Linked DNA regions of Homo sapiens: region 1 is linked to region 2. A link is a contact called in ENCODE Hi-C or POLR2A ChIA-PET data. All regions are on one chromosome and are shown on one strand. The core of a region is the stretch at or near the end of the contact, and the rest is flanking DNA. Distances in the headings are between cores, read along the strand shown.

Region 1 (3,895 bases), core at 181-2,680, 190 kb before region 2:
AAAGGGAGGTCAGTGCGGCATTTCCCAGAAAAAGAGCCATGTCCCTGCTGGGTGTTCAGTGAGGAAGGTGTCTCTTTTGATTACATTCCCTACCTCAAGTGAGTCGAAGTTGATGAAACAACACTTCCTTCAGGCCACATTCCCCAAATTCACCACCCCCACTGCAAAAACTTTTATAGGAAGTTTGCCTTGCTTCTATTCTCTCTTCTTTATTCTAGGAAAAAGTGCCTGCTTTGGTTTGAAAAGGGACCCTGACTATCTTTAATTAACCACAAACCTTGCATTAATTAAAAAGGAAAATGCATGTAAAGGCAGCTACCATTCTCAGTATAAAAAGTCCCTCATGGGGATGCTCTGTGCAGAGCTTCCAGTGGGTGGCCATGGCCCCCTATTCAAATGGGGATATTTTAGAACAAGCTCAGGAGCTAACTTATCTCATATTTTCTCAGGAAATCTGAATCTTTCCAATTGGAAACGCCTACAAGCTAAGATGCACATAGTCTGATGTTTCTCTGTACCATTTTGATGCCAATAATCAGAGCAGGTGTATACATGTTAATGGGAGATTCCTTTACAACACATCTGAAAATATATATATACATATTTTTTGCTAAGATATCAGAGCAGCTTGGTGTTGAAAAGGACCATAGGACAGCACCTGCCTATTCTAGCTTCCTACTGAGCCATTCCTACCCACCCACCGTTGAAGATGACATGGATCAAGAGAGGAAAAAAATTTCTGCATTTATTTTAGGACATTTCCATTGGTGAACATAACCATTCCCAAACACTTCAAGTTTTCCACCCTTTTGATGGAGAACCGGGAAACAAAAGGAGCATTTATCTGTTATTTATTTCGTCTTCCCTCCTGATCCCCCAAGATCTCTCTCTCATTCCCCAAGCATTAGAAGAAAGTTTCAATGGAAAGTGATTGAAAAGACATCATTTGCAAGCTTCTAAGAGATTTCTCACTTGGCTAACACATTTACTTTCCAGAAGATAAAGTTCCTTGCAATAATTTCACAGCAATTAATCTTGTGCTTAAATGATAATCCTATAATTAGAAGCAATTAAAATCCTGCACAAGAATGACCTGCTCAGTCAATATCAATGTCTCTGTATGCTAATGGGGTAATCTTGAAAGAGGCCCCAGAAATAATTTGCTTCTCCTCTTCCAGGGATGTAAGCATTCAAAGCCTATCTTTAAGAGTGCTTCCTCCTGGCAGCAGTCACTGAAGTCAAAGACGACAGATGACTGATGACCCTATAAAGAATCTGGGGACTTGGGGTATCTTAAGCAGGAGAAAGAGAAACTATGTCACCATGAGCATGGATACCAGGGTGCTTTACAACAAAGACAAATGCTGCATGAAGGAAATGACACTGGCAACTCTTTGCCCCTTGTTCCAATCTTGCTGCCTCCCACGCACATCTAGTGACTAAGCACCCAGAGTGAAAAGCTCTGTTGGAGTCCCCGCACAGAGAACCAAGCATGAATAACAATCTGTGGGATGGCATGCTGCAAGTCTGTACATATCTGACATTAAGATGAGCCACAGATCAGTCAGGACGAGGTACCACAGTCGGAATGTAAATAATCATGTGTCTCTGAGAAGATGCAACCTTTTTCTTAGCTGATAGATGTTTCTCTAAAGGATCCCAGAGCCATGTGGCTTTATGAATTGGGTTAAAACAGGATCATTTTAACTTGATCCAGATGTAGGGCTAAAATGGGGAGAGTCACCTGGATTTGGGGTGAGGAGTGCAGTAAAAGCCTGAGTCAGTTTCTATGCTGTATTGTGTACTTCCATCATCATCATCATCGGCTCAACAGACACACATTTGGTACAAATTTGAGGCACTGGGCTGGGTACAGGAGATAAGACACTATCTCTGACCTCAAAGGACTTATGACATAGTGGAAGGAGATCAACATGTAAATAAACACACAGGTGAAATCTCATAATACATGTTATAAAGGGCATGGAGAGAAAGTGGTTGGTTTCAGGCATGGCATAAAATGTGAGGAGAGGCTTCCTAAAGGTAACTGCAGCTGAATGTTAAAAAGACGTTCTCTGGGGAGCAGGGAAAATGGCACAAGCAAAAGTGAGGAGGGAAGAAACACTGGTGGGCTGTTGCCTGCCACAGTGGGGAAGCTGCTCATGGCTTGGAAATCTGAGTGCAAACGTGTAGGGGACATAAGGGGTAAATATGGGGAGATGGGCAAAGTACTGCCTACAGAAGGGGTCATGTGGACATAAGACACTGATGTTTAGGAATGCCCAATCAAGGAAGAAGATAGAGTAGATAAATCCACTGAACACATGCCAGTCATGACCCAAAAGCATACGCATTTGAATGGGATAATGTGCAGGCTTTCTTCTGGTACAAGCACACCGCTGTATGTTTTAGCTAAGACGCACTTTCCTGTTTTCTTGTGCCAAGGATGTGCCTGGATGTTAAGCACCAGTGAACTCAAGGCAGGTGACTGCTAGATTTGGTTTCTTTGAAGACTGTGAGAACGTGAGAGCAGGATGAGTCTCCAATGGGGAAGAACTGGGGCCACTAAGAAAAAGCCAGACGGATGCCAAGAAAGGGCTGGTCCAGTCACATGCCCACGCAACTCACATGCTGTCAAAACACGTCCTGTAGCGGCTTGTTTCCATCCTTCTGCCCATTTTAATTCTTCATTTTCCAGCACAGAAGACTTCACCCAGATTCCCTGCTGCCATTTTTATTTCCAGCCATTATGGAAACCCTGGAAAATGCAGGGTCTGCGGAAGTGAGGACAGACCCTCACCCCCAGTGGTGCCAACAGAACAGTAATCACAGGAGCTGCGGAGCCATCCCAGAGTAGCCTCCACAATTAATTGCAGGATAGAAATGTGAAATTGCAAGCACTTGAAGCAACAGTGTAGGCTGTGTCTGTACTCAAGGGAAACAGCTGTGAGTAATCACAGGATCTTCCCTCAGCCAGAGCCAACGGTCAGCTGCTTACAATAGTGGGAAGGGCATGCGTGTGTGCTAGAGGCAGCTGGGCAGGCTGCGGGAGCTCTACAAGCCTCAGTTTCCTCACTTACAAAAGGGTAATGATGCTGCTGCTGCTGCTGGTGATGATGATAGCATTTTTCCCAAAAGGTGGTTGGGATGAAATACATAGGAAAGCATCCAGTTGGGGCCTGGTACACGAAAAGTGTTCAATCAGTGTCGGTTTCTCTTCTCACAGGATCTAAGCATTCAAGAAACACCCGGAGCTTCTCTGGTTTGCCCTTCATGTCCCCTTTCTAGGCAGCTGCTACTGCTGTGACTGGCTGGATCTTGTTAGCATTTCCATTTGCAAGATGCCAGGCACATAGAGATCATTGGATAATAAGGGTCCCCTGGCTAGATGGTGCGACCACTTCCTAGCTAAACGGACCCACCAATCCTCTCTGCAAGAACACTGAACGCCCCACTCATTCTTACTTCTCCATCTACAAAAGAGAGGACCCAGTCTTGCTGTGCCTCTCCCCAGGGAAAATTAATGCAACAATGCCTATCACTTTCAGAATTAGCTGATGTTAGTGGATTCATGAAACTTCTACAAAGCCATGGAGATAAAGTGTGCTTTGTCATGAAGAGCAGTTACCCCTCTTATTATGGACTTTTCTCTACCAGTATTTAAAGACAAACTAAAGGAAGTAGTTTCTCATATGTGAGCATCATAAAGCTTGTTGGTTTTGTTTTTTTTTTTTTTTTTTAAGAGCTGGAAACTTGCAGGAAATAGAAGCTGGTGTCTTTAAAGTAGGCATGGAACCCCCAGATCGAGGAGAGTGGTATCCAAGGGGAGGGGAGATGCAGAATGCAAACGGCCCACTCAGCCATTCCCCAACTCCTTGATGTTTATTTATACAAT
Region 2 (4,188 bases), core at 1,020-3,519:
TTTATTTCTATCTTATTTCCCCCAATGAGCATATGTCACTAAAAGTTTTGTTTTGTTTTGTTTTTAAGAAACACAGCACCCCTCATATTTACTCCTACACTAAACAAATAATCACTCAGGCTACAGAGCAGCAAAAAAGAATGGCAGGAATGTGTTCCAAGCAAGCCTTTGCAAAATGATAGCAGGGCACCTTTCTCTTTAGCAGATTTGTGGATCACAACTAAATGACAGCTCTGGCTGGGGGTAGAGGAGGGTGCCCCAGTGTTCTCGAGATGGTGAACGACTGGAATGTGGACAGAAAGAGGAAGGAAACTGTGGCCATGGAGCCTCGTTTGCATTTCGAGGGAATAAGGCATCTGTAGGGGAAGGGGAACTAAGTGGAGCCCGGCAGAGACTTTAAATGCCATTCTCAGAGTCCATGGCCTTCTTGGCTCTGACTAGAAAGTCTACAGTTGAAAGTGGTGGCCCAGAAGGGAACTGGGCTGAGCTACTTCCCTTCAACATTTCTGCTGGGAAGACAGCATTCAAAGCAGAACCTTCAGGGGAAATAGAGAGGATTGCAAAATAGAGAGGAATGATGGGTAATTTCTGGAGGTGAGAGGAAGTGGTGAATGGGAATCTGGGTTTCTCCTGCATGCCAGCCACAACTTCTGTTTCTCTTCAGTTTCATTCATGTTAGCTCTCGCCCCTCCCACTTTCCCACCCTCCACCCTCCTTCAGAAGTCCTTTACCTGTGCGCTCTTGCCCTAATGCTGCCATAGTTAGCTGGTTTCAGACCACACCTTCCATTTAGAGACCTCAGACAACCCTGGGCATTTACTCCAGGTCAGCTTCCTATTGAAAAGCATACAAATATGTTGGGAACAAGAGGCAAAAACAGAAGGGTGCCCATGTTTCTCAGCCAGATAGGATCTGTCAGTTATAATAGGGTTGGACCTTAGGAAAAACATGAATTATGACTTGCCAGGAAAAAAAATGCATGTGCAGGAACAAGTCAGTCAGCTGACTACAAACTGCTGCACCAAGATAGCAAATGTGTGCCTCCCACAGCCAGCGACCCAGTCAGCCCACACAAATGAGGACAGAGTCCTCAGTGACAGAGACACCCTGTGATGTTGCTGCAAGAGTGTGCATCTTGATTCAGACAAGTTCATTTCAAAAAATATTTTTCACCTGTATATCTTTTTAAATAGGTAAATACACAGCACAGACCCAGATAAAGGAAAAAGTCATTCTGTAGTTTTCATTTCTTTAAGCCAAAATGTCGAATGGAAAATATGTGCTTTTTGACAAATGTAGCTTTATCATTTCAGAGACATCGTATCTTCACTTTGTATTTTAGTTGCATAGAAGAAATAAAGAAGCATCAAAATGATACCCCACTGCTCCTGGAAACAGCTAATGAGGAGTTCCTAAACTAAGAGTCATTTCTGTCAAACACGAGGAAAGTGGAACTATCAGCAAGGAAAGATAACTTGTTAGTCATATAAATGCTCCTGGGAGCCATGAAAAGTTTTCTGTTGTTTTTTTTTTTAATTTTTTGTTTTTGTTTTTTAAGTACAACCAAGGCCAGACGCAGTGGCTCATACCTGTAATCCTAGCACTTTGGAAGGCCAAGGCGTGGGGATCGCTTGAGCCCAGAAGTTCAAGACAAGCCTGAGCAACATAGTGAGACCCCATCTCCACAAAAAATTAAAAAATTAGCTAGGCATACTAGCATGCACCTGTGGTCCCAGCTACTCAGGAGGTTGAAGCAGGAGGATCGCTTGAGCCCAGGAGTTTGAGGCTGTGGTGAGCCAAGATGGTGCCACTGCACTCCAGCCTGGGTGACACAGTGAGACTGTCAAAAACAAACAAAAATGTACAAACAAAATTTCATTCTAATTTTTAAAAGCACTAGAGCAGGTACTATTGGTGATAGGGCTGTTTTTCTGCAAAAAAAAATGTGTTTGCCCAGCTAAACAAGCATTTTGTTCACAATGAAAACTAAGCTATTATTTAGTCAAAAGCCATCATTTACAGATGAGGAAACTGAGGCAGTTTACCTTAAATCAGCCAGTTATAGCACATTATGTATAGTAACTGCTGAGGTTAGCTACACGACATCTGGCTACATAGCATGAAATGAGAGTACAGCTGACATCACTCCGTTCATACACTTTGGAATTCCTGAGATTTAACCACTCATGGTATTGGAATGTACCATGCCATGGCCTAAATGAGAGCCTGTAAGCCACGATACAAACCAAAAGATCTTTGCACACCACCTCCTGCGCATGAGGCAACATGCACAGTCATCCCTCTCTAAGATGCTCAGAGGAAGAGGAAAATAATGTGTTGAACAACAGCCATCTCTGTCGTGTGTGTTTGCAGGGCAACGAAGCCATCAGCAAACATCTTTTCATAGTAGGTTCAGTTTGAATATGAGCATCATTTTGCTTTCATTTTCAAATTTTCTTGCTACAAGGAAAAGTGAATCATTCCATAGTTTCAAATGCCAGTCACAAATTTAAACTGAGGGCATGAGTAATTTAAGTCTTTTTTTTTTTTAAATGAAGGAAGAGGTCACAAGTCAAACATCCACGTGGACTTCCCTTCTTTGACCCCAGCGTGAAGGAATTCGCAGGTTAAAGGCTTTTACTGCTAATCTTAGCACCACTGTTATTCCCACTTCTCTTTAGAAATAAAGTCAATTTTATTAAAAGCTGAAGTTTCAAGTTTTTGTGCATTACACCAAAAATTTAATAAAGAAAAGAACGATGTTTAGATTTTATGTGGAATACTTATCAATTCTTAACAGCACAGACTCCATCTTTGATTATTTTTAAATGTTCAGTGTGGCCAAATTATGTTAAATGGTATTTTGCCAAGAAGTTTCTTCCATTTTGAGGTAAGGAGAAGAAAACGTGGAGGAAGAGAAAGTCACTTGTTGCTCAGTGGGAACCACTTTGCAGAATAATTCTGACCCCCATCTCAGCTCCACAAGCAAGTTCCCAGAAAGGGCTTCCCAAGGCCCGTGGCTTGTGAGCAGTGCAGGTGGCCTCAAACGCAGGGCTCCCTGGGTCTGGCTTCAAACTCTTCCAGCTGGGACACCTGGGACCAAGCTCTACTTCCCCCAGCTCAGTTCCCATTAGATGCTTCCTCCACCCACACACAAATTCTTTCCACACGTGCAGTTCATGTTCCAAAATTTCATTCACCGACTACAGAAAAAAGGTACAGGCGTCTAGAGTGAGGAGATCCAGACCCATCCTCGTGCTTCGACATATTTCAGTGACTTCTTAAAATTCTCAGTATTGGGCTCTGCACACAGCAGCTATGTAACAAAACAGCTGCTGGTGCACTTGGATGTAAAATGCTTCTCTGTTTCTTCTCAATATAATGGAACTAAGAATGATTTCCTATGTCAGAGAACTATATAGCCCTACAGAAGAACAGCTTTTGACTTATTGCTGAGATTACATTAGGCTATACAAACTGAGTTATCCATGTGAAGAAACTCCTTTAAAAAAAAAAGTCAAATCTTACACAATAAGAAAGAAAGTACATGCAAATAAACAACTCCAAAAAGCATTTAAAATGTTACTGGCCTCAATAAATTTCCTTGCTTGGGTGGAAAGAGGTTGTGGAATGGGGATGGTTGTCTCTTCGAATTAAAGCTACCTTTGTTCATAATACCAACTTTTCTCTCTATGCAGATCTACTGTTAGAATTAAAACATATCAGGCCAGGCACAGTGGCTCCCCTCTGTAATCTCAACACTTTTGAGGGGCCAAGGTGGGAGGACTGCTCAAGCTCAGGAGTGTGAGACCAGCTTGGACAACACAGCAAGACTTCATCTCTACTTAAAAAAAAAAAAAAATTAACTAGCCAGGCATGGTGGCACATGCCTTTAGTCCCAGCTACTCAGGAGACTGAGGTGGGAGGATCTCTTGAGCCCAGGAGTTTGAGGCTGCTGTGAACCATGATCACACCACTGCACTCCAGTCTGGGCAAGAGAGTAAGACCTATCTCAAAAATTAAAAAAAATTAAAAAATAATTATAACATATCAGTTGACAAATTCCTTCCAGATATACCATTATGATAAGTCAAATTTAAGAATTACCCGATGCTATCAGTTTCTTAGGGAAGTCTTGAAACAAAATTCCCTTTCCCACAAAACAAATCTCGTTTACAAAACAGCTCA

The links. A loop is a pair of places that touch in the nucleus more often than their neighbours do. ChIA-PET counts read pairs that join two places held with the same protein, here RNA polymerase II (POLR2A). Pooled maps may share reads with other maps.
Region 1: a loop to region 2 is called in a pooled map, with 5 times the contacts of the local background. The contact joins two enhancer-like sites. A Hi-C loop is called at or near these places in 7 of 50 pooled maps. POLR2A ChIA-PET finds 5 or more read pairs at or near these places in 2 of 52 experiments (H1 and common myeloid progenitor, CD34-positive).

What each region holds. Positions count from the first base shown.
Region 1 is chr17:66,653,637-66,657,531 of GRCh38, reverse strand. All of the region lies in intron 5 of PRKCA (protein kinase C alpha), which reads right to left. Among named protein-coding and RNA genes, the nearest start is that of MIR634, 130 kb to the left of the region's middle. RefSeq lists a silencer at 2,847-3,141. Within about 2 kb of position 1,430, at least 2 of the 41 ENCODE cell types and tissues checked have a DNase peak (open chromatin) inside an H3K27ac peak, as active enhancers do.
Region 2 is chr17:66,465,237-66,469,424 of GRCh38, reverse strand. The region is part of intron 2 of PRKCA (protein kinase C alpha); the gene reads right to left. Among named protein-coding and RNA genes, the nearest start is that of PRKCA-AS1, 50 kb to the right of the region's middle. RefSeq lists a silencer at 2,120-2,414. Within about 2 kb of position 2,269, at least 14 of the 41 ENCODE cell types and tissues checked have a DNase peak (open chromatin) inside an H3K27ac peak, as active enhancers do.